5 separate regions of the Homo sapiens genome follow, and regions 1, 3, 4 and 5 are each linked to region 2. Evidence: chromatin loops called from intact Hi-C (ENCODE). Cell type or tissue: mammary epithelial cell. All regions are shown on one strand.

Region 1 (5,000 bases), 460 kb after region 2:
GTGGTAGTGATGATGAAGAAGAGTCCACAGTTATAAGTGTCAGTGAAGACATGAACAGTGAAGGGAATGTAGATTTTGAATGTGATACCAAACTATACACGTCTGCGCCCAACACATCTCAGGGTAAAGATAATTCTGTCTTACTAGTTCTCAGCAGTGATGAAAGCCAACAGTCTGAAAACAGTGAGAATGAAGAGGATACTTTATGTTTTGTTGAAAATAGTGGCCAAAGGGAGTCATTAAGTGGAGACACAGGAAGTCTGTCATGTGACAATGCATTGTTTGTAATTGACACAACTCCTGGAATGAGTGCTGATAAAAATTTTTACTTGGAAGAGGAAGACAAGGCAAGTGAGGTTGCCATTGAGGAAGAAAAAGAAGAGGAAGAGGATGAAAAAAGTGAAGAAGATTCATCAGACCATGACGAAAATGAAGATGAGTTTAGTGATGAAGAAGACTTCCTAAATAGCACAAAGGCTAAACTGTAAGTTTTTCCTTTATTTTTATAAGTTTTTGATACATGTATTTCAAGTGGTTAATTTACCATAAAAATATGAAATGTTAGCCTGGGGAATGAGAAAATCACTGCCTTGGGTTCTTCATGGAATGGCTCATTCATTTGACATTATGGAGCCAGGTGTTGGGTGTGCACCTGTAGTCCCAGCCACCCAGGGAGGTTGAGGTAGGAGGATCACTTGAGTCCCAAGAGTTCAAGGCTGCAGTGGTCACTACTGCACTCCATCCTGGGCCAACAGTGAGACCCTGTCTCAAAAAATAAAATAAAATGATGAAAAATATATTTATTTAGAGTTTTTTTTCAGGAATTCCTCATAAAAATAAGATGCTTTTTTTTCTTTATTGTGGACAATACAAGGGAAGAGAAGAATAAGTGATTTTTTAAAATGCCATCTTATATGTTTCCATTTTGATTTAATTACTTGATCTTTAAGTGATGATTTCTTTTTCAGTCTGAAGTTGACAAGCAGCAGCATAGACCCTGGTCTGAGTATCAAGCAGTTGGGTGGTTTGTATATTAATTTTAATGCAGATAAACTACAGTCTAACAAGAGAACCCTAACACAGATCAAGGAGAAAAAGAAAAATGAGGTAAGTTAATTGTGCTGTTAGGTTTTCACAGAACTAACCAATCACTTTTAGAAATTAGTCCTTGGTAAAAGACTTAATTTTCCTACAGTGAAACCACATTGGCCTAATGTGTTAGTTTTTTCCTTCTCTCTAAAACAGTCATTTCTTTTTACAATAAAATCCTATCTATGAATGATAATGCTTTAAAAATAAATCAATACAGGGTCAGTGTTCCTCATCTTACACCCACCAATTATGATCCCAGGGGTTTTGTTTTTTTCCCTTTTCTTGCTATACTTTTAGTTCTTAAGTTCTTAACTAGTGTAGACTGTTGAGAATCTGAAAGCTGTGAATGCCTGCCTGCCTCTTCCACCCGGAAAAAAATGCACATGTGCATATAGACATTTTACATATAATTTCAGAAGGAATTACTGTTAAGGTAACTTTACCCAAACCCTTAGCTTTAGCCAACACCTTGCACTGTTTTCTCCTAAATCTATATTTTCTAGCCTTGATGCTTCTCACTGTCACTTTCAGACCTTTAAATCCAAGTACCTATTTGTTCATTTAGATGTCCTCAGGTACTTGACGTCACTAATTCCCCTTTCCCTGCCTGAACCAGGAATCCTCTTCTTGTATTCTTTTTTCTGGCTAATGAAACCAAACTCTCTTTTCCTTTTGTAGTCAGTCACCAAGCCTCTAGGGGAAGATATTTCTCTGCTTCCTCCTTTTCAAGCGACTGTCACCAGCTAGTGCAGGCCTTTGCTTCTCATCTGGACTACTCCAGTGGCTTCCTTATTGATCTTGTTTTCATCTTGTTCTTCAAGCCATCCTCCACACTTCTAGATTTCTCTGTCTAAAAACACAAATCCGGCTGGGCAAGGTAGCTCACATCTATAATCCCAGCACTTTGGGAGGCTGAGGCAGGAGAATTGTTTAAGCCCAGGAGTTTGAGACCAACCTGGGCAACATAGCTAGACCACATCTCTCCTCCCTGCCCCAAAAAACACACCACACACACAGATGTGACAGTATTCTCTTGAATCCTTCAAAGTACCTCTCTACCCCACCCAGCTGTCATCTGCTCTATTCTTGCCACTGAAGACTACTGTAGTTGCCTGAACTTACCCTGCTTTTCCCCAAGCAAGTGCAAAATAATTGATCGTTGCCCTTGGGGAATATTTTACCTCCAGTCCTTCTCACAACCCCTCTGTTTCCATAACATCTAGCATAGATCTGATTCATTGTTGATCATGTGATATATTAACTTACCATCTTTTCTTTATATTCCTAAAACAGGGTTTTTCAGTCTCAGCACTACTGATGTTTTGGGCTGCATAATTTTGTTGTGAGATGTTCCGTGCATAGTAGGATGTTTAACAGCATCCCTATCTTTTGCCCACTAGATGTCAGTAGCATTCTTCCTTATCCTCACCACCACCAAAAATGTCTCCAGACATTGCCAGATGCTCCCAGTTGAGAACCACTGTCCTTGAATGTACTACAGTACTTGACTCACAGCAAACTCTTAATCATTTGTTAAGTAAATATCATGCCCCCTTTTATGAGTGATAGGAAAGCCTAGACGGCTACCTATACCACACAGAAACATCTAGGCCTGAACCTGAATTGTGTGCCTGACTGTTAATTTCTGAGTTGATCATTTCAAATGTCAGTCCCAAATTAATGCTTGTACTATATTCCTGTAAACTATTTTGAGGGCTACAGAGCAGTCTTACTTGGTTCTTGTACTGAGAAAAATACTAATTAACCTGAGGTTCCTTTAGTCACACAGAGTTTTAGGAGAATATAATCATCCTAGTCAAGTAACAAAAGTACAGAAATCATTTAGGAAAAGATAAACAGATTTGACTGCACAAATTTATTTATTTATTTTGGAGAAATGGCGTTTTCTTATGTTACCCAGGCTAGTCTTGAACTCCTGGCCTCAAGTGATTGTCCTGCCTTGGCCTCCTAAAGAGTTGGGATTATAGGCATGAGCCATCGTGCCTGGCCTTTTTTTTCTTTTTTCTTTTTTTTTTTGGGAGGGAGCTGGGTTTGGGGGGAGACAGGGTCTCACTCTGTCACCCAGGCTGGAGTGAGTGGCACAGTCATAGCTTGCTGCAGCCTCAAGCTCCTGGCCTCAAGTGATCCTTCTGCCTTAGCGTCCTGAGTAGCTGGGACTACAGGTGTGTGCCACCATGCCCAACTAATTTCTTTTCTTTTTTTTTTTTTTTTTACAGTCAGGGTCTTGCTATGTTGACCAAGGTGGTCTAAAACTCCTGGCCTCAAGTGATCCTCCTCCCTTGGCCTCCTCAAAGCACTAGGATTATAGGTGTGAGCCACTTTGCCAGGCTGACTAAAAATTTTAAAACTTACAGAAGTTTAAACTGTTGAAAAACTTATATAACATTCTGACATTATTTTAAAACCAATTTTATGTTTTTATAGCTTCTGCAGAAAGCCGTCATTACACCTGATTTTGAAAAAAACCACTGTGTTCCACCATATAGTGAATCAAAGTATCAACTTCAGAAAAAACGCAGAGTAAGTACAGTGACTTAATTAAAATGCTTAGATATGTTTGGCTATATATTTTCAGCTTATACAACATAACTGCACAATTAAACTGTATCTGTTGGTCTATATATGAGTCCAAAGAAAATAATTACAGATTTCTAAGGGCTGTAAAATATAGTACCATAAACACATTATGTATAGATTTTCACATCTTTGCAGCCACAATAGTGCATCTATAAGTAGAGGTTTTTTAAAAAAATATATATATATATAGATTACTTCTATCTGCCATTTCGACTAGTTATCCAGAGAGCTTGAAGGAAAGTTGAGGATGGTATTCTAGTAATGTTACTGTAATATGGAGCACCCTGGCACATGGTAGGCACTAACTAAATACTTGTTGTATGAATGAAACAAAATTAAATAACTTGTAGGAGTTTTCTAAAGAATAGTATTTTGTTTTATTGTAGAAATAACACAAGGTTCTGGATCCTTGTATGAGTGGCATTCTGAGACTCCTGGGTGACTGAATAAAAATGTTTACATATAAGCTCTAGAAACGAAAGTGTTTTTATACATTTTCTTACTGCATATAGTCTGTTTTAGACAATAAAAATTGAAGTTGTGTGTTATTCTCCCAGCAAGTCAGCAGTTACTCTCTGAGACAGAAAATAGATTTTACGGAGCCCTCATTTATGAAACTGATAATCCTGTCCCTAATTTAGCGGAGAAGTCACTTTTTGTGATTTAATTCCTTTTATCTCTATGATTCTGGATTTAAGTGCTTTCAATAAAGTAACCATTTGTTTTTAATTTACAAAATTTTCTGTATGTGTTACTTCAGGGGAAATGAATTATAATGTATACTCTTAGCTGTTAGAATGTTTATTTTTGAAATCATAATTTCAGAAAGAACGACAAAAAACAGCAGGGGATGGCTGGTTTGGTATGAAAGCTCCAGAAATGACAAATGAACTGAAAAATGATCTCAAAGCACTGAAGATGAGAGCCAGCATGGACCCGAAAAGATTTTACAAGAAAAATGATAGAGATGGCTTCCCCAAGTACTTCCAGGTATGAAGCAAACAGAATAGTGGTGATGATCTGTGAATTTTAGTTTGGAAAGCACTGTAGTGTTCTTTAAAGTTTACTCCTAAAATAGAGGATATTTCCATTGTGCATGCCTAATGTATGGAACATATCTGCATAGGCCATATAAGAATGGCCATTACCCAATTCAGCCACTAACTTTTAATTTGATCACATTTAGAGAGATGGTGTTACAAATGGTTTCCAGGTCAGCTAAAACCTGTTGAACCTATAAAGTTCACTATGTGAATGTATGAATAGTATCAGCCTAACAGCAAGAGTCCATACGGGATAGGGGTAAAAGG
Region 2 (5,000 bases):
GGGAAGGATTTCCTTTTCTTTTCTTTCTTTCTTTTTTCTTTCTGAGATGGAGTCTCACTCTGTCACAAGGCTGGAGTGCAGTGGTGTGATCTTGGCTCACTGCAACCTCCACCTCCTGGGTTCAAGCAATTCTCTTGCCTCAGCCTCCCAAGTAGCTAGGACTACAGGTGCGTGCCACCATGCCCGGCTAATTTTTGTGTTTTTAGTAGAAACGGGGTTTCACCATGTTGGCCAGGATGGTCTCGATCTCTTGACCTTGTGATCCACCCACCTTGGCCTCCTAAAGTGCTAGGATTACAGGTGTGAGCCAACGCGCCCGGCCAAAAATGGGAAGGATATTCTTTGTTTCCATTTTAGAGGTTAAAATGAGATTTTATCAATATCTCTTATATTGCACTTCAAATTGTATCACACCTAAAGTCCACTTCCAATGCGAGGTTTTTCAGGTGCTTTTTTCAGGACTCACACCACCGTTTACCAAGTGCTTAGATGACATTGCTAAAGGGCTAGGAGAACAATGAAGGTTAAAAGCAGGTGGCAATAGACACTAAAATCCTGCCCAAAGTCACAGTCGTGGGTAGTGTGAAGTAGGGGTGTGTTGGGGCTCAGAAATCAATGCCTCAAAATGAAGGCCTTGGAAGCACCCTTAGAAGCAAAACCGTTTCTCTGCCCTTCCGCCCTATCAGTGCCATACTTGCCCTAGGCTAGTCATAGAAACTAGAATCCCTCTGCCCCCAAGGCAGGTCATAGAAACCAGAATCTTTTCTCCCCAAAGCTAGTCATAAAACTGAAAAATACTACTTTAATTTTCCCTCCACTTTTCTGCATAAAAACAGGCTATAAAGAAATTATCTGACCCACCTTGTTTGACTATGAGTCGTATAACCGCCCCCCCCATTCCAGACAGGGTCCTGCCCCATACCCAGAAGGAAGGAATGGTGCTCAGGAGGCCAAGAAGAATCCAGACAGACAGGCTTTGCTGGGCGTCCCCATTCAGTCTATTAGCATTGGATCATACTCTTTTCATCCAGTCATATTTCTACATGGCTGTCCATACTGTGGTGTACCTAAGCATAAAAATGGACAATTTCTCTTTTATCTTTGAGTCTTCATTCTGAAGGCGCCCATATATACATGTTAAATAGATGTGTATGCCTTTTTTCCAATTAACCTGCTTTTTGCTAGTTGATTTCTTCAGAGAACCTTCAGAGAAACAAGGGGAAAGCTCTCCCTCGGCCCCTGCAGTGGCTGGCCTTCAGTCCCAGCTTCACCCGCCAGCTCTGTCACTGACCAGTCACTGGCCCTTGGCAGTTCCCTCTCTGTGCTTCAGTTTTCTCTTTGGGAAATGAGGATTATGGTAAAGGGCTTACCTCTTTGTGGTGCGAATGCACATGTGACAAAATTAGAGCAGCACCTAGTGTGTAGAAAGCTTAGTTACCAAGATGGCGGGCACTTCCATTTACGAACCAAAGTGCTGCTGCTGTGAGGAAATAGCATAAGTATAGTTTATGTTTTCTTTGGCTGGCCAGCTTTAACTTTTTGTGGGTTTTTTTTTTTTTTTTTTCTGAGACAGAGTCTCACCCTGTTGCCCAGGCTGGAGTGTAGTGGCGCCACAATCTCAGCTCACAGCAACCTCCACCTCCCGGGTTCAGGCGATTTTCCTGCCTCAGCCTCCTAAGTAAGAGCGTGCCACCACGCCCGGCTAATTTTTGGTATCTTTAGTAGAGACGGTTTCACCGTGTTGGCCAGGCTGGTCTCGAACCCCTGACCTCGTGATCCACCCTCCTCAGCCTCCTACCTTGATTTCCATTTTTGAGGTTACAATGAGACTTTATTGTTATTTCTCATATTACTTTATATTTGTAAATTAATAAAGCAAATTACATATATTTGCTTTGTAATTTGCTTTATTAACTTACAAGCAAAATTAATAGAAGTGATTTTTATTAATAGCCGTGATTTTTCAAAGAATCACTAATAGCTATGATAGCAGGAAGAGCAATTCCTGGAACCACAGGCGTTATCCTGTATCTGTTGTTTCTCCCAGTTTTGTAACACATCACAAGAGGGCGCGAGAAGACGCCTTTTTGAACACAAGCAAGCCTCAGGCTGAAAATTTTGTTCTTTAAGCGGTACCAAAATAGTCACAAGATGGTGCTAACAGATTCCTTTTGAAAACCTAAATGGGCAGTCTCGATTTGGTTATTGGAATTATATAAAAGCTAATACTGCAGTTATCACTTTAATTAGAACAATACAATTCACGAGGTCAAGGGCAAACTTTTCAGTTCAAACGTAGACCAAATAGTCTCTGTTCTAGATCTAATCATAGCAAAGGTTTTGGAGTGAAAGTTTCTGTCTCTATTAATCAAAGTTTTAACAAAAAATATATTTTAAAAAATCATACTTAACAGGTGTTGAGTTAGCAGCCCTATTTCACAGAAAGGATGGAGTTCTTGAGGTCTGCTCTAAAGATCCCCTGCCTTGAGGAATGACTGTGAGGGGGAGCTACCTTGGGGAGTTCTGGTTTCTTTTCATTACAAGTTTACTCCTCGGCAAATTAGAGACTTGCTGAAAGAAAAGTAACAGGTCATCTCTGGAGTCCTGGATTTTATTCAAAGAAGAGCATGAAACATGATTTTAGACAACAAAAATAAAAGCAAGATTTTTTTGTCGTGTCTTTCCTTCTGAGCCTGAACTTACCTTCCCGTGGGGCGGGATGGCCCCCAGCAAGTGGAGAAGAATGAGGCTGAGGGACACATTCAAAGCAGAATGCATGCATAGCTTTTAAGAATATGATACAACAGCCTCAAGAACAGGAACTTGGGGTCATTCAGATGTCCTAACAGGAGGAATCAAATAGTGGCAGCTCCTTCAAATCGGTCGGTTCCTCTACTATTTCACTTTCTCCTTTTTGTATTTATGTAAAGAACAGGCTTGAGAATTATCATGCAATACTGAAGTAAGGAAAAGCTCTGAAGTCAGGAATGAAGGAATCCCACTTTTGTTACGTCAAAATTGCCAGAAGCCTAGACTAGAAGCAGGAGGGGGAGGAGAAAAGAAGCTAAGAGGGAGAAGGAGGTGATCAGGATTGAAAAACCACTCTAACCAGCAAGGTCTTAGCACCCTCTCACTCAGAACTCATATAATTCTCAAAATAACTCTACCAGTTTGGTGCTTTTACCTACACTTGACAGATATGGAAACTGAGAATGTGAGAAGGTAAGTCACTTTTTCAAGGTCACGCAACTAGTAAGGGGTGGAACCAGGAGTCAACCCAGATAGCTAAGAAATGCCAAGTATGTGGAATTTTAATAAAAGCTGACAAGGAATCATCCAGAACCTTTCATATTTACTCTGTGGCAGTTGTTGTCAGAGGAACATACAGAAAACAGGTAATTTGCTCTTCATTGCTGTGACTGAGGGGCAATGACCACGGAGGATACAGATAGGACTATAGTCTCTTCCCAGGGAAGGGAGTCTGGCTCTTCTCTGGAGGGCCCGGGATGCTGGGTGGTTTCCAGTGTAGGATGGAAGAAGCTACTTCCATGTTCCAGGCTGCGGCCTACCCAGCAGAAACTGCCTGGCTCCTTCCAAGGTGGTAGTTTCCCTCTGCTGTTTATTGATGTGCTATAAAAAGAAAAGTGCTTGTAAGCAACGCAAGTGCATGAACAACTTAATTAAAATAATTAAAGTAATAGCTTGTGAAAAAAAGTAGTAAAACTAATTATTATAAAGTAGCTGTGTGGGAGGATGAAAATTGCTGACATTCTTTAGGTCTAAGCTGCTCTGTTTGGCACAGAAAACACAGACAGTTTAACTATATCCTCAGAAGGGATCTGAGGTTCCCCTCTCCCAACTTAGATTTTAACTCTCCTGTTTCTCAGTTTTTAATTTCCTCCTTGGCAACAACCACACACGAATGACCCTCCAGTTCTCACTCCGAGTTGTCCCTTCTAGTCAAGCATCTGACTTTTTTTTTTTTTTTAGAGGGAGTCTTGCTCTGTCGCCCAGGCTGGAGTGCAGTGGGATGATCTCATCACTGCAACCTCCGCCTCCCGGGTTCAAGCAATTCTCCTGTCTCAGCCTCCCAAGTAGCTGGGATTAAAGGTGCACCCCACCATGCCCAGCTAATTTTTGTATTTTTAGTAGAGACGAGGTTTCACCATATTGGTCAGGCTGGTCTCGAACTCCTGACCTCAGGTGATCCGCCTGCCTTGGCCTCCCAAAGTCCTGGAATTACAGGCGTGAGGCACCGCGCCCAGCTGCATCTGACTTTTTTTTTTTTTTTAACTCAAAGAAGTATAAAAGTTTAGAATCTGAGAAGCTCAGTGCTGAAGGAACCTGCAAACCTGCTGGTAAAATTATCTGTAGGATGCGTGGCTCCCTTTGCAAACGTTCCCAGAGTGTTGCCACTTGATGGTTATCCAGCCTTTGCTGGAGCCCTTTCAGTGAGGACAAAATGACAGCTGTGGTAGCTCTGGCTGCTGTCGAGCGCCTTTTTGTTTTAAGTTACACTCAGTCCTTTTAGTGCCCCAGTATTCCTCATTCTCTGCTTCGAGGCCGTAGTGAATAAGGAAACTGCCCCTTCCAAATATTTGAAGGAAGAGCGATGTCAGCTCATGCCTTCCCAGTGTCTAATTCAATTGCCAAACCAGCCAGGTGTTCCACGCACAGGAGTGGAGCTCCAGCTGAGAGGTCCCACAGTTTACCTAGGCTCAGCCATGTTTACCTGAGATGGGCAGATGCAGCCCGGCTGAGAGCAGGGTCAGAGTCAGCTGAGAGGAGCCACAGTCGGAGCTGAGGGAAAATCGGTGAACATCAAGCCCAGACCTAGAATAGGGAACAGAAGAAGGACATCAAACTTGCTAGCTCAGAGCATCAAAAGTAGAGGAGAAACAGAAAGAAGGGTCCAGAAAGGCAGTTCAGAACTAAGACCATGAATGGTCAATTTGTACAGGAGCTCCCCTCTCCAGGGTGAGTCACGCACATCTCATGGC
Region 3 (5,000 bases), 88 kb after region 2:
ACCCACATGGAACATGCACACTTGTGATCAGTCCCTTCACCTCAGGGAACAGGATATCTGGGATAGGCTTTGCTTTAGACATGAGGTTTTTGTGACCATCATATTTGGTTCTACTAGATACAACCAAGTTGAGTGCAGTTTGTGATTTAAAAAAAAAATCACACTGGAAGAATTTTTACTGCTGGGCCTACCATTCATGCCCTCAACATCCCTCCAGAAAATTCTTAGTGGGGGCCCATTCTGTATTAGATACAGACCTAACTAATGTAGTACTGTGGAACTTTCAATCTAATTAGCATAAACACTGCCAAAAACCATGGCACCAAAACCATAAGTGCCACAAGAATAGTATCCTATGTACAATATGATGTCAAATAGGATGACTAATTTTCTTTCTTTTTTTTTTTTTGAGATGGAGTTTCACTCTTGTTGACCAGGCTAGAGTGCAATGGCACAATCTCAGCTCACCACAACCTCTGCCTCCTGGGTTCAAGCGATTCTCTTGCCTCCGCCTCCCAAGAGCTGGGACTACAGGCATGCGCCACCACACCTGGCTAATTTTTTGTATTTTTACTAGAGATGGGGTTTCTCCATGCTGGTTAGGCTGGTCTTGAACTCCCGACCTCAAGTGATCCACCCACCTCGGCCTCCCAAAGTGCTGGGATTGCAGGCGTGAGCCACCGCGCCCGGTGGATGACTAATTTTCACTGGAGCGAACAGAAAGGCTTCAGAGCAGAGGCAGGATTCTCTATCATGGAAGGAATGAAAAATATTTCAATAAGCAGAGTGGATATGTGTTAATATATACTGTAATTATAAAATAACAATACCACATCATCTGTCATACATGCTTCATTATTAATGCACTATCCAGTTATGCCTTTGATTTCTTGTTTGTGTGTCTGTTAGTCCTCGTCCTCCAAAACCATGATCATGAGCCACTTTAGTGAAGAAACATTTATAGGTAAAAAACCTAGTTGGCTTATAAGATGATTCAGGGCACATGCTGAGTCAGTGTTAGAGGATTTGGTGGAGATATTGCCCCTTATTTTTTAGTTTCTTTGCCAAACACAGCCATTTATCCCACATAGCAGATGTTTGACATTCACCCTTTCTCAGTTAATAATCATATTTACTTATAAAAATGACCCAGGTGTGGTAGCTCATGCCTCTAATCCCAGCACTTTGGGAGGATGAGGCAGGAGGATCCCTTGAGGCCAGGAGTTTGAGACCAGCCTGGGCAACATGGCGAAGACTCCATCTCCACAAAACATAAAAATAAACAACAGAGCTAGCTGGGTGTGGTGACACAAGCCTGTAGTCCCAGCTACTCAGGAGGCTGAGATGGGAGTATTCCTTTAGTCCAGGAGTTCAAGGCTTCAGTGAGCTATGACTGTGCCACTGCACTCCAGCCTGAGCACAGAGCAAGGCCCTGTCTCTCTCTAAAACAAAACAAAACAAAACAAAAACATCTTCCTTTGACAATGTTTTCAAATATATTTCTCCTAACGAAGAAGGGTGAAGAATATGACAGATATTTAATCTTTTTGAAAAATATTTAAAGGGAAGATGCCATTAAGTGATTTTTCCAAATTCCCTTTCCATAATTTTACCCATTAATCAGCTAATATTCATGGAGTGCTTATGTGTCAGCACAGGTGACAGGAAAGGTATTCTTAGTAGAGTTGGTAAGTGTTACTAATATATATTATATATAAATGCAGTGTTTTGTTTTCCTCCATACATGATATGATGTGTGATCCAACATCTAGATAAATGTTTTATTTTGGTTGCGGCTTCCTCCACCGTGTTGATCAGTCCCATGACTGAAGGAGCACTTAATGGTAAGAAGCAGGTAGCGTGGTTAGGGGACATGCGATCAACTAGCATCTACTGAGCACCTGCCATGTGTCGGGGACTGTATAATAGCTGATGTTTTGAGTAATTTATTTGGTTTGCTGAAAGTGACAATCAGTTGAAGACAGAAAAGAGTGGGGGGAGTTTTAAAGTTAAGCACAAAACGTACTTTTGTTTTGAATGGGAGAAGAAGGGTGGAGGAAGACGGCCGACAAAACAAGTTGAACACCTGAGTCTTGACTGGAAGGAATTCAAAGTGCCCACCTGAGAAATGTCTAATTAAACAAGGACAGAGAACCTGCTCCCTGCAGGAGGGTACAAAAAGTCACTTTTCCTCTAAGTCGCTCTGCCCGCCCTGCTGCAAGTCAAAAGGGCGACCGACGCGGCCGCGGTTGGGACAACTTCAGGCCGGGCGCAGCTGACCGCCGCGTTCTGCGCGCGAGCGAGCAGCCGCCCCAACCTGCCGCGGTCGCCGACCCCGCCCCCCGGGAGCGCGGGCCAGGCCAATGGGCTGGGCTCCAAGGGGCGGGGCAGGCGGCCGGCGCAGCCGTGGCGGTAGCTGCAAAGGCGGCGGCCGCTGTGGTGGTGGTGGTGGTGGTGTCTGTGGCTGCGGCTGCCACTTGGCCGGGCGTCTGCGGGCCGTGGGGGATGGGGGCGGCGAGCTCCAGCCCTCGGCGGTGGCGGCGGCCGTAGGTGTGGGGCGGCCGTCCGCGTCCGGGACGCGGGATGGAGCGCCGTGGTGAGTGTGAGGAGGTGGCGCTCGCTTCGGCCGCGGCGGTGGTGGCTCCGGGCTGGGGTCGCCCGCGCGGGCGCCGGCTAGTTGCCGTCCAGGGTCCGGCAGGGGCTAGGGGCGCGCCCGGCGAGGCAGGCGCGGACGAGCGAGAGGACGCGGGCGGGCGCTGCCGGTACGCCGCGGACCCCGGGTGCGCGCTCTGAGTTGTGTGACGCCGGCGGGCAGCAGGGGAGAAGCTGGCCGGGTGGACTTTCCTCCCCTTACAGGACTCCCCGAGCGTGTCTCAGCCCCGCTCCCTTTGCTAGCCACCAGCCCTCATCGCCTCACTGCGGAATTCAGGGGCTCCTTTACCCTTACCCCATTGGTTTTCTTCACCGGGTCTCAAGTCCGTCTTTCTTACTGGGGATGCTTTTTGGAAGTTTGGTGACGTTTTCTGAAATTTCAGTCTGACACATGCAAAGGCTGAGTAAAACAGACATCTCATGTTCCATATTTACTTTTTCTTATTGCACTTCACCTCACCTAGACCCTGGCTATTTATTACTTTGGGGGAGGGAGATCTAAGGTTGTAAAACACCGTCTTGCGCATTCTCACCGTGTGCCCCTTCTGGAGCGTCTCTGTCGTTCCCTCCCACCCTACTCCTCCCCTTCTCTCTCCCCACTCATTACTGCCTGGTCTCGCCCTTCCACCTTTTCCCAGCCATGGCTCTAGGGCAAGTCGTGTGCTCTGCAAAATAGGAAGGGACAAGCTGGGAGATTGCACCTACCACCTAGAGAGCGGACCCCTGTGCGTTTGTTTCACTAGGTGTCCCAGGACCCGGTCTGTGATAGAAACCCGGTGTTCCCAGGGAGGATCTTGCCTTGGTTTAAACAGAGCAGCCAAGGACGTTCCTCCCTTGTCTTTCAGCCCCTCTGATTTGTCCTAGTTTATCTCACCTTTTCACCACCACCACCCCTCTTTAAAAACCAAGGGTGGCGTTCCACATTGTTTTTTTTGGATCTTTGACATCCTCTGTTTTCTAAAGATGGATCTTTTTTGGGCGGGGGATGGAGGGGTTGGCGGGGGGAAGGGGAATGTTAGGAGATGTTTTATGAAAGTTCTAAGTACCTTTTTGTTCTACATTTACCTTTTTCTTTATTAATCTTTGGGAATTAGCTTCGCTTCCTCCTCATTCAGTTTGGGAGAGGAGATTCCCCTTTCAAGAAAAATACTTCAAAATTAGATATGAAAGTGAATATTCAGAATGAGTGAATCACAACAAAATTATGGGAGTCTTGGAGATTAGGTCCCTTTCTGTAGTGATTTCTTTACGCAGTTTGCCAGAAATGCTTATTTCAAAATGCCTCCTTGTTACAGGAACTGTGTAAGTAAGCAACCCTGATGCTTAAGCTTCATGAGCTTTACAGTATGTATACAGTTCTTGTCTGATGATTCTGAGAAGAGTTTAAGAGTGAACTTGAAGAAAATAGAATAGACCTGAGTAGAAAATGTTTTAGTCCCCAATTTGGCAGGAAATAGAACTTTGGCTGAGATGTAGAAAAGCGCTGCCCAAGAATGTATAGTGGTTGGTCATTACTGCTCCCCTTACCTCCTTAAAATAGTGTATCTACCTCAGTTGTAAGCACCTTCACTTCCTCACATGTAAAGGCTCTTGACCTAGGAACATGGGCTTTTATAGCCACTGCTCTTGGTCCCGGGGGTTAGTATAACCACATTGAACAAAGTTCATGCCCAGAAGTCACCCTAAAGAATTTTCATTCTCGTGTCACTTATTCATTCAGCATTCACTAAGAAAATTTAGTCTGATCCCATTTTGTGGTAGACAGTCCTGTAGAACCTTTGCATCTTCGGTAGCAATAGACAATATTGATGGGGCCCAAGGTATAATATCGTGAGTTTCCCAAGTATGTTGAATATCCTATGGGAAAGTAAAGGGATGCTTTATTTTTAGTGGAGGAAATGAAAGGCTTCTCGCAATTTCCCCCACACCTACACCACCACTGCATTCCTAGGCAACGAAATTCTTTTGTCATTTAAGATTAGGTTCATATTCTCTAGAATTTTATGTAAATGGAATCATACCAAAGATATACAGTGTGTGTGTGCCTGGCTTCTTTCATTTAGCTTAATGCTTTTGAGATTCATCTATGATTTTTTCCTATGTCATGGATATGTAATGTTAAATAGTATTCCATCGTAAGGCTGTACCACAGTTTGTTTATCTGTTGATGGAGTTTGGGTTGTTTTGTTTTTGACTATCATGAAAAAAATTGCTATGCATTTGTATACAAGTTTAGGGGTGAATATATGTTTTCATTTCTTTTGGATGCATACAAAAGGAGAATTACTGGGTTGTATGTTAAATGTACATTTCCTGTGTAAGAAACTGCCAGGCTGTTTCACAAAGTG
Region 4 (5,000 bases), 270 kb after region 2:
ACATTGCAGATTCTCAGTATGCATTCAGGGAACAACTTAATCAAGACAAGACCATCTGACTTCTTGTGAGTTACATGCTAAGAAAGAAATGTCGACACCAATAGCCCTCACAATGATAGGAACAGGAGGTTAAAGAAAAGGAAATAGATGCAAATAGCAATATAAGTGCTTTAACAAATCTATACAGGAGGACAACCATCATATTCAAATTTTCAAACATTCTTAGTTCTGCTCTTTTGTGGGTAATGGTTTTTTTTTTTCCTCTTCCAGGAGAAGAAAAGAGGCATATTATAGAAATTCCTCCTCCCCCAGCATTACTTGTCACAGAATTGTAATTGGAAGTGATTTCCCTGACTAAGTTATTTTGGCTGTCTGTTATTTTCTCTCTTCCTCCTTGCTCTTCCCTCAGCTGGCCATCCTGTGTGTTTGGAGAGAGCCAGAAAGGTTCAAGGCTAGGAATGTTTCTCTCTCTCTTTAAAGCTCTTTAATCGTCAGGCTTTCTGATCTTCAAAGCAGGCTGTAGCCAGTGTGACCCCACTCCCTCGCCTCCCCATGCTGGAGAGTAAAAGCCTGGAGTATTTTTGTCATTTTGAAGACTTGCATATTTGGACAGCCTTGGACATCTGGAAAGTGTGGTCCTCACTAGCTCTGCAGGGATAAGAGCACGTCAGCACTTCCAAGCTCTCTGGCGCCCCTACATCTGGACACGTTGAAAAATTAACACCAGACTCTGGAGTTAAGCAAACATTAAGTTTATAGGCCTCCTTGCATTTGACCATTTCCTGGGACAGCAGCCCTTATCCTGTGACTTTCTGTGTGTAGAGTTGAGTCTTTGCAGTTGGTCCTCCTCACACTCTCTCAACTTTGTGACTCTCTGCAGTGCTTGGTCCTGGATAAGTTTGAAAGCTACAATGATGAAACTCAGCTCACCCAACGTGCCCTCTCTCTACTGGAGGAAAACATGTTCTGGGCCGGAGTGGTATTCCCTGACATGTATCCCTGGACCAGCTCTCTACCACCCCACGTGAAGTATAAGATCCGAATGGACATAGACGTGGTGGAGAAAACCAATAAGATTAAAGACAGGTGATGTTTCAGGAAGGGCTCGCTGCATTTCTCCAAAGTCAGTGGGAAATTACATTTGGTAGAGAGAAAGGGATTGAGACTGGACTCATAAATCAATAAAATTAAGTTAAATAAGAAAAAATAAGATATTTTATAAAGCTCAACAAAGAGTCCTTGAATGAAAGCAATTACAGAGTCACATTGTGGCTAATATTCAAAACTGAGATTTAAACTGAGGACTAGGAAATAGAATTGGATCCTTTTGAAGCGTTTAGGAGAAAGATTTTAAGAGAATGAGTTCCGAGTCACCCTGTGGTCGGGAGGTGTGAGTGAGCTATCCAAGCCCGTTCCCATCCTTTGTCCCTCTGTGTCTTCTCAGGTATTGGGATTCTGGTCCCAGAGCTGATCCCGTGGAAGATTTCCGGTACATCTGGGGCGGGTTTGCCTATCTGCAGGACATGGTTGAACAGGGGATCACAAGGAGCCAGGTGCAGGCGGAGGCTCCAGTTGGAATCTACCTCCAGCAGATGCCCTACCCCTGCTTCGTGGACGATTCGTGAGTCTGAAGTTCGCGATCCTCCTCCATGACACGCTAATGGGGGTGCTGGAGTGGGCTGGGGTGGGCTGGGGGTGCCCTCAAGGCTTCCATGTCTTTAGAGAGAGCCCCAGGGACCAGAGCCAAATTGGAGAGCATGGAGCTCTGACTGAGGAACCTGCTTCTCCCAAGCTCCAGGCAGGCACAGATGAGTCAGTGCAGTGGTGGGAAAGGGAAAAGAGTTGATGTTGTAGCTGGAAAAGGGAAGGGGAAAATTAAAGCAAGGAAAGTGAGGCTGGGGGAGGGGACAAATTCCCCACTATGTAGTATGTTTGGTATGTGGAAGGGTTCTGGTCAGAATGTTTGCCCAATGATTGCCACATCAGCATTCATTTTGGACTCTGTATGGCCAGTAGGTCTGGTTCCTGGGAGCCCTGGAATAATGCAGCCCCTTCCCTAACTAACATTTCCATGATGTATGCTCAATGACAAGGCAGAGGAATGTGTTGGATGAGCTCAGGACCTGCCTCCCTGGACACTCCCATCCCAGGCCTGTATATCTGTTGACCAGGAATAAGCCAAGCAAGCAGCCTACTGTTTGACTGAATATGGATTTGGGGGGTGGTAGAGAAAGGGCCGGGGTGGAGGGTTGGGAGGCTCATTTGTCATTATAGATGGGGTCAGACACACTACCAAAACAGCAGCAGAGATCTACAATTGAGTTCACCTAAAACTCAGTGTGGACACAGGAAACCCTCTTTTAATAACTGTCCAATGGGTTTTCCAGCCTCAGCTCTACAGAAAACTTGAGATAACAGTGGCCAGTCTGCAGTTAGTTTGGGTTCGGACAATAGGCAGAGCTGGGAAATGGAGCCAGGGGCGAAAGCCCAGGTCCACTTTAGGATCAGGACGGGAGTGGCTGGTGGGGAAGTGAGGTGGGTGTGGGGAGGCAATAGGGAGCTGGGTCATTTGGTATGGGAGAGTCCTCTGGTGGCTAGTCCCAGAAGTGCATGCTTTACGAACATATGCTTCTCTCCCTAGGGCCACCTTGAGTGAAACCCTCCCATGCTGGAATTGGGCCCTTTCAGTGACAACACACAACAGTTTTCAATAGATAATAATCCCAAGGGCTTTACTAGCACATGAAACACAGGGAAAACGTGTAAAGTTCACAAGAAAGTCGTTCCAGTGTATCAAATCTATCCTGTTTGCCAGGTGGATATACCAGGGTCTCCTCCACCTGTGCATGGCTGGTGGTGGGTCCAGTGGCTGTTGGATAACTGATGTATTGATGGATCATTCGCCTTCTGAAAGTGCCAAACTGATTAGTTATTTTGTGTGTCTTTTTGTGTAACTAGGGTTTGACCTTCCAGGGCAGACTGTGCTGGGGCGGCTGACCCCTTGGGGAGCCAAGTTATTGCTCTTACCACCACCACTTGCCCTTGTCAGTCCTCCACCCTCTTGGGTTTCAGTGTCAGCATGTAGCTGTCTACTCAGATCCCATCCACATCATCAAGTCTGCAGTTTTTTCCTTGCAAGGCCTTACAGGGAAGATCTTTGACATAGAGGATATAATTTTATTGACACATTTTACTTGCAGAGCATTCACCCGGGCTAACCAGAAAGCCAGCACTCTGCTATAAACAAAAAATAATGCTTCAGGGCTAACATGGAATGTGTTAAAAGATTCCAGCCCATTAAATGTCCAGGGGAGGTTTTCCTGTTTTCCTTTCCCTCCATCTGGGCTTTGTTCTCAACACATTCATTCAACAAACATTTATTCTGCCTCTACCAGGTACAGAGCACTCTACTATTCTGCTTCTCTCCTTTTGCTTTAGTTTCATGATCATCCTGAACCGCTGTTTCCCTATCTTCATGGTGCTGGCATGGATCTACTCTGTCTCCATGACTGTGAAGAGCATCGTCTTGGAGAAGGAGTTGCGACTGAAGGAGACCTTGAAAAATCAGGGTGTCTCCAATGCAGTGATTTGGTGTACCTGGTTCCTGGACAGCTTCTCCATCATGTCGATGAGCATCTTCCTCCTGACGATATTCATCATGGTAAGCCAAATGGAGAAGGCCCAGAAAATCTTGAATACTTTGGTTCCTTTCCCCTTTCCTCCTGTTCATGTGCCTGGATTAGTCATGTGGCCACCAAGGAGAGCGTGACATCTAGCTTCCCAGCCCTTCCTTTTAGCCAACGTGGGAGACACTCAAAGAGACGAAATCTCCTGAAGGAGCCACTGTATCACAGCATCCTCCCATCTCCCACTTCCTGCCCAGGGGTCCATGGTCCACACAGACTTCCCAGTCCCATTCCGTGACCATCTGGAGAAGCTGCTATTAGCAGAGCCCTGCACAGGGTGATAGTGTAATTAAAGTGGTCTTCTCTTTCCAAACACAGAAAAAATCAGTTCAGGGAGTGTTTTCCTGGGCTTACAATTTTAACTACTGGCTAGAGTTGAAATGGGGAAAGCCTTTTGCCTTTTCAGTAGCAGTAGGGGAGGAGATCTGGATTATTTACTTATCATCATCATGGTCACCTCCTACATGGCTTCACCAAAAAACATTCTGCTGCCTGAAAAAGCTCCAACACCTCTCTCTCTTTTAAAGGATGGAATTTGGAGTCCATCCTTCCTCAGTGATAAGGAGTTTTTATAGCCACAGGCAGCATCTATTGGTCTGTCCTCTGCAAACTTGCAACTCCTCTGAGAGCTAGACTTGGAAATGAAACATTATTTTGCAATGCGCTGCTATCCTTCATTTTTAGCTCCTCCACCGTAGATGATAGTTTGTACTTGTTAAATGATAAGGATATAAATTTAGGTCATTTTTTATATTTTATTGGGTGGAATTTGGTATAATTTTTAGACTTCAGGCTTTACAGGCTCCTGAGATGGACTGATTGAGCTTGTTCTACTTCTTCCCCATCATGATAGGAAGTGCTGTACCACACTAGGCAGTGTGTGTAGTGACCACAGACTGGCTGAGTGTCTCCCATCCCATGCTGGCCCATATCTGGTACCCACCTGATCCACAAATGTTCCATCAGATCCTGTTCAAACAACACATCTCCAGTTAAGCCAAATCTTGCCCTTTCTCCTTACGGTAAAATGTACTAAATCTGAAGGTTTTGTCTTTTTAATGTTGCTCCATGATCCAGTGATCTGTGGCCTTGGTTATGCTCTGTGCTAGAGTCCTAACAAGACAAATGCTAAGGTAGAGGTCATTCTGCTCAAACAACCTGACCCCACCTGGATGTGGGCTTACATTTGCAAAGGGCACCAAAGTTCTAAGAGATGAGGGGAGGAGCTGAGCCCCTTGTCCTTATCTAGGTTTCCCTTGTTCTTTCCCATCCCTCAGTCTGCTTCTTTTCCCAGTACCAACATGTTTGTGTCCT
Region 5 (5,000 bases), 98 kb after region 2:
AAAAAATTTTAAAAATTAAGTCTGAAAAATAATTGTGGAAGCAGGTAATCAAGGAGCCTTGGATTCTTATGTTTGTATTTTTAAGGTAAAACCTCAGAGCCTAATTGGCTTCATTTCCCCCAGAACTGTTTGCATGTGAGAAATGACCCTCTTTCCTTTCTCTATCGGTGGGTAGTCTCTATCACCTCTGTTTGTCTCTTTTATCTTCCTTATCTCTCTCCATCTCATTTTCTTTCTCTGCTTCCCCTTATCTCTGCATATTTCTTTCTTCTTTCCCTCTTGTCTTTCTTTCTCCTTTATTGTTGTCTCTCTTTCCTTCTCACATATTTGTCTCTCCCTTTGTCTCTCTTTCCCTGCTTTTCTCTCCTCCTTGTGAGCTCCTTTCTCTTTGTCACACCCCCACCTCCATCCATACACCCTCTCTCTCCATCAGGAACTTGTTCATGATTTTGTCAGTGATGCTTCCAGTTCCATTTTAGTCAGCAACACAGTCCTCTTTATTAAGGGAAATGGTGTATAAGTGCAAAATAATATATTTTAAAATAGACTTAAGAGGGTGTTTGAGGTTGAGGGACTTCCTCAAAAATTTCCTTCCAAAAACCTTACTTATGATTGAATCGTAGTTGCACTGTTCAGCCTCCCCTTGGCCTGGGGACTCCTTTGTCTCCTCTTATTAGTTTGCTTCAGTTCAGGCATCATTGGCTTCCATGGTGAGAGTCCTTGGCGCATTTTTCTTTTTCAGCACGATTAGAAGGAATTTTGGTTTTTGAGGTTTCCTATTTGTGGCAGGACCTTGTTACTATTATTTTGGGGATTTGAGGGGAAAATCTGTGTAAGTTGAGTCCAAAAAATCCAGTATGGTGCCAAAGTAACCAAGGAGCTGAGTTTTCTTATTTATCTTTTCTAAGTAGCACCTGAGGAGCCAAATTTGTTGTATTTTCTTAGCATTGTTTTTCCTGTAAGGGTTCAAAGATATGTCTATGTAAGATGTCCCTCTTCTCTTTCTTTGTCAATGAGTTTTTCTCTTGCCCCGCTACCCTACTTTTGGTTCTGTCATGCTCACTTACTTTTCTGTTTGTTAAGTGGGTAGTCTCTCCTTTTATTTTTCTTCCTTATTTTCTCTTTTTGCCTTCACTTATTTCTGCCTTCCTTGGTTTTCTTCCCTTTTCCTGTGTCTGCACCTCATTTTCTTTCCAGTTTTCCTCAGCACATTCTCCTGTGTCTTTTTCTGTTTCTCCCGTGTGTGGTCATTTTTCTCGCAGACCCCAGCGCTACCCACAGTCTCCCTCCCTGTGTTTTTTCCTCTGTTTCTCTATGAGTTCTTTCTGAATGTTCCAGCACTGAGGTAAGTGCCATCGCTTGTTCCAGCGAGTGGTGTGATATAGGGACTATGTGCTTTCTAGCCCTGCTTGCTATAATTATTCCATCTTTCTCAGACTTTTTTTTTTCTTCTCATTATGAAGTGAGTTTGAAAGTGCAGCTAAGAAAGAAAGGACCGGGCACAGTGGCTCATGCTTGTAATCCCAGTACTTTGGGAGGCTGAGGCGGGTGGATCACCTGAGGTCGGGAGGTCGGGAATTCGAGACCAGCTTGGCCAACATAGCGAAACCCTGCCTCTACTAAAAATACTAAAATTAGCTTGGCGTGGTAATGGGTGCCTATAATCGCAGCTACTCAGGTGGCTGAGGTGGGAGAATCAATTGAGCCCGGGAGGCGGAGGTTGCAGTGAGCCGAGATCACGCCATTAGACTCGTCTGGGCGACAGAGCGAGACTCCGTCTCCAAAAAAAAAAAAAAAAAAAAAAAAAATACAGATAGGCCTAAGTGGAAACTATTACCCTCCATAGAGGGCAGAGGGGCAGAGTAGATGGCTGGTTTTGAGGTAGTTCATTCTTCATTCAGACGTGTGGCGCCCTTCCCCAGGCCCTAACCCCTGGAAGAGGGAGGAAAAAGGCGATCCACAGAAGTGTCTCATAAGAAATGTAGCTGCTCATCTGGCCATTAGCCGCATCTAGTCCTCAGGTGACTTTTCTCTGAGTCGCTCTGCCTGTCCCCTGCAAGCCAAAAGGGCAGCCGACGCAGCCCGTGATGCTGGGACAGCGTCCGGCCGCGCGCAACTGACGGTCGCGTTCTGCGCGCGAGCTAGTTGCCTCCCGTACCTGCCGCGGTCGCCGGCCCCGCCCCCGGGAGCGCGGGCCAATGGGCTGGGCTCCAGGGGGCGGGGCTGGCGGGCGGGCGGTGCGGCCGTGGCGGTAGCTGCAGGGGCGGTGGCGGCTGCAGTGGTGGTGGTGCCTGTGGCTGTGGCTGCGGCTGCGGCTGCGGCTGAGATTTGGCCGGGCGTCCGCAGGCCGTGGGGGATGGGGGCAGCGAGCTCCAGCCCTCGGCGGTGGCGGCGGCCGTAGGTGTGGGGCGGGCGTCCGCGTCCGGCACGCGAGATGGAGCGCCGTGGTGAGTGTGAGGAGGTGGCGCTTGCTCCGGCCGCGGCGGTCGTGGCTCCGGGCTGGGGTTGCCCGCGCGAGCGCCCGCGAATTGCCGTCCAGGGTCCGGGAGGCCCGCGGGGCGGCCCCGAGTGGAAGCGGTGGCAGGCTGCGCTAGGGACGGGTGTCCTCGAGCCAGGACTGGAGTCCACGGGAAGGGTCCGGCCGGGGCTAGGGGCGCGCCCGGCGAGGGAGGCGCGGACGAGCTGGGGAGGACGCCAGCGGTGGCCGGGAGCAGACGGTGACGATCGTAATTAAAGTTAGCACACAGCGCGTACAACGGGTCCGCCTGCTGTTCTGAAGCCTTTGCACATTTTAACTCTTTTAATGTTCAGAACACTCCATGATTGTTCGACTCGGTTCACACGGGGAAACCGAGGTTAAAAACCTGCCCAAGCACACAGACTAGTGGTTGGCAGCGTCAGGACCTAAACCCAGGCGCTTTTGCTCCGGAATCCGTGCTCCTGATCACTATGGGTCTGTGTTCTTGCCTGGATTCTATTCCCGCTCCCACCTGCCCTGACTGCAGCCCTCACTCCAGTTGGGCTCTCATTCCTGAGATATTTTAGGATTTCCGTGGTGCATTTTCTCCTGGTCTGTGTTTTTTGGGTTTCGTTGAGAGTTTTCCTCAGTCTCAGAGGTTTGTCCCAGTTCAATTGTGGACGTGTTTTGGGGTTTGACAGTTTTAATTAAAAAAAAAAATTTTTTGGGGGGCGGGTGAGCTGGAGTTGGACGTTTCAAGGTGGAACCCTCGTGACTGACGAGCCTCTTGTCTCTATGTTTATCTTTTTAAAACTTTCTCAGAGGGTATTGGCCCCAAATGTTTTCGGAGGGCAGGATATTACCTGCTAATGGCAGGAGCTGAGCTCTCCTTCCCTTCTCTCCATCTGTCTCTGTGACTGTATCTCTTGTCTATAGTTTATCTTTTGTCCGTCGTTACCACCGTCGGCTGTCCATTTTGGTTGCTCCATTCTTCCCTCTTTGTTTAAATTCTTGGATGAGGAACTTGCTCTTTGGCAAAGAGTAGTTTTGGCTGGTCAAAGGAGAGTACTGCCTGCCAGGAATGCTAGACATTCTGGAGGGGTGGGATGCTGGGCAGCTTCCTCTTTTTAAAGCGTGCTAGGTTCAAACTGTACAGAAATGAAGTGCATGTGTATTGCATGCCTTCCTTTAAAAATTGTTTGCATAGTATTGATAAAACTCTTTCTCACATGTCCCTATTCTGTTTTTGTGGAGAGTGCTTTTTAAAACCATAAAGATTTAATCATCGTTTTAGGATGAGCTCATCTAATCTTTTTAGCATCTCAAAGTAGATTCTTGCCAAATCTGAAATTGTGCTGAAATAGCAGATTTCTGAAATATCTGGCAATTTTTCCTCAAGAAGAAATGGTAGAATGGGAAATAGTAAGTATAGATGTTTGGGGGCAGTTTTACACTTCAATTAGAGAGCCTAAAATGAAACTACTGCCGTAATGTGCATTTGGCAGGGGGCATGCGTGGGGCAGCGGACATTTGATTGACACAGGCTCCTGCAGTCGTGGGGGATAGGAAGTTTGTGTCTACATTTCTAATGCACACAACACTTAGATTTACAACATACAATGGAAGTGGTTTTGCACGGTAATTTTCTACTTGCTAGAGAATTCTTTGAGAAGTGGATAATACATGTTTTTAATATTGTTGGTTTGAAGTTGAAAGAGATGCACCAGAATTAGTGTGTCAAAAATATTTTGCACAAGTCTATTTGCACAGTTCAAATTTCACTTGGAAGCTTTTTAGTAGGTTTCCACAGAGTCAGTTAAGTTTCTACAATTGTTTCCAGTCCTGTATTTCTTGCTCACAATCCACTTATGTATTGTAGTGAAGCCACATCTTGTTCAAAAACAATTTCCCACAATAAAGCACTGCTAGTAATAATGACTTTTCTTTATGGTTCATCTTTATGATGAACCAGGCACTCTGCTAAGTACTTTGCATGCGTCATTACCTAATTAAGTTGCCAGTTGCAGTCTGTTAGTAACTAAGTTTTATGTTACTTCCAACAAGAGAATATTCATTTTCGCGCATGAGAAAGTAGTGTATATGATCTTGGAAAGTGTGTATTGTTCCAGCTTCTCATTATCATAGTTCATTTATGAAAGCTTGGGTTAAGTTTGTTATTTTAAACGTTTTTTCAATTGTAATGTTTCCTTTTTTTACTCTGGAATATGAAAAGTAGTAATATATAACAAAATCAGCACATTAATCATTATAATGCTGGCTAGAGATAGGGTATAATCCTTTTTTATAAGAGGAAAAGAGTTCCTCTTCTCCTTGCCATGTGTTTGATGTTGTTGTTGCTGTGTTTGTTTTTTGCAGATTTTTTAAGTCTTGTCTAAAAATGTTCCAGCAGTTTTGAAACACTTTGAAAGTTTGGGTTACTATTTTACATGTAGTTACTTAAAGTAAATTATTTCTGCTAAAATAGGTAAATTGTTTTAATGTCTTTAATTTTTGTAACCATCTTTACCAGTGACAGTGACCA

Evidence for each region. Hi-C counts contacts between places; a loop is a spot of excess contacts. Peaks named below come from ENCODE experiments on the same cell type or tissue, not always from the same donor. Only the 100,000 strongest peaks of a DNase experiment are listed, where the experiment ranks them.
Region 1: it touches region 2 in a loop (4-fold over the local background); 5 of 110 quality-filtered maps call a loop at or near these places.
Region 3: a loop joins it to region 2, with 5 times the contacts of the local background. A loop is called at or near these places in 74 of 110 quality-filtered maps.
Region 4: it touches region 2 in a loop (16-fold over the local background); 93 of 110 quality-filtered maps call a loop at or near these places.
Region 5: a loop joins it to region 2, with 6 times the contacts of the local background. A loop is called at or near these places in 73 of 110 quality-filtered maps.

The regions. Positions count from the first base shown.
Region 1 is chr1:93,871,752-93,876,751 of GRCh38, reverse strand. It overlaps DNTTIP2 (deoxynucleotidyltransferase terminal interacting protein 2), which reads left to right. Exons shown (of 7, transcript NM_014597.5): 2 at 1-484; 3 at 969-1,107; 4 at 3,538-3,633; 5 at 4,516-4,680. Among named protein-coding and RNA genes, the nearest start is that of DNTTIP2, 5.0 kb to the left of the region's middle. In mammary epithelial cell, a CTCF peak has its summit at 2,480 (motif pointing right); no DNase peak of the experiment used is centred here.
Region 2 is chr1:94,333,142-94,338,141 of GRCh38, reverse strand. ARHGAP29-AS1 (ARHGAP29 antisense RNA 1) reads right to left here. Exons shown (of 4, transcript XR_002958338.2): 3 at 4,733-4,833; 4 at 3,336-3,630. Among named protein-coding and RNA genes, the nearest start is that of ABCD3, 83 kb to the left of the region's middle. In mammary epithelial cell, a CTCF peak has its summit at 2,091 (motif pointing right); a DNase peak (open chromatin) is centred at 2,111; H3K27ac peaks cover 1,262 bases.
Region 3 is chr1:94,245,161-94,250,160 of GRCh38, reverse strand. ARHGAP29-AS1 (ARHGAP29 antisense RNA 1) reads right to left here and starts at 2,293. Exons shown (of 4, transcript XR_002958338.2): 1 at 2,027-2,293; 2 at 642-748. It also overlaps a transcript of ARHGAP29 not described here. RefSeq lists silencers at 2,214-2,423, 2,444-2,533. In mammary epithelial cell, no CTCF peak of the experiment used is centred here; DNase peaks (open chromatin) are centred at 987 and 2,360; H3K4me3 peaks cover 3,010 bases; H3K27ac peaks cover 2,540 bases.
Region 4 is chr1:94,059,198-94,064,197 of GRCh38, reverse strand. ABCA4 (ATP binding cassette subfamily A member 4) reads left to right here. Exons shown (of 50, transcript NM_000350.3): 12 at 881-1,086; 13 at 1,445-1,621; 14 at 3,439-3,661. Among named protein-coding and RNA genes, the nearest start is that of ABCA4, 59 kb to the left of the region's middle. In mammary epithelial cell, CTCF peaks have their summits at 685 and 2,586 (motif pointing left); no DNase peak of the experiment used is centred here.
Region 5 is chr1:94,234,862-94,239,861 of GRCh38, reverse strand. ARHGAP29 (Rho GTPase activating protein 29) reads left to right here and starts at 2,278. Exons shown (of 23, transcript NM_004815.4): 1 at 2,278-2,447. RefSeq lists silencers at 2,075-2,304, 2,315-2,554. In mammary epithelial cell, a CTCF peak has its summit at 2,877; DNase peaks (open chromatin) are centred at 2,191 and 2,751; H3K4me3 peaks cover 2,929 bases; H3K27ac peaks cover 2,976 bases.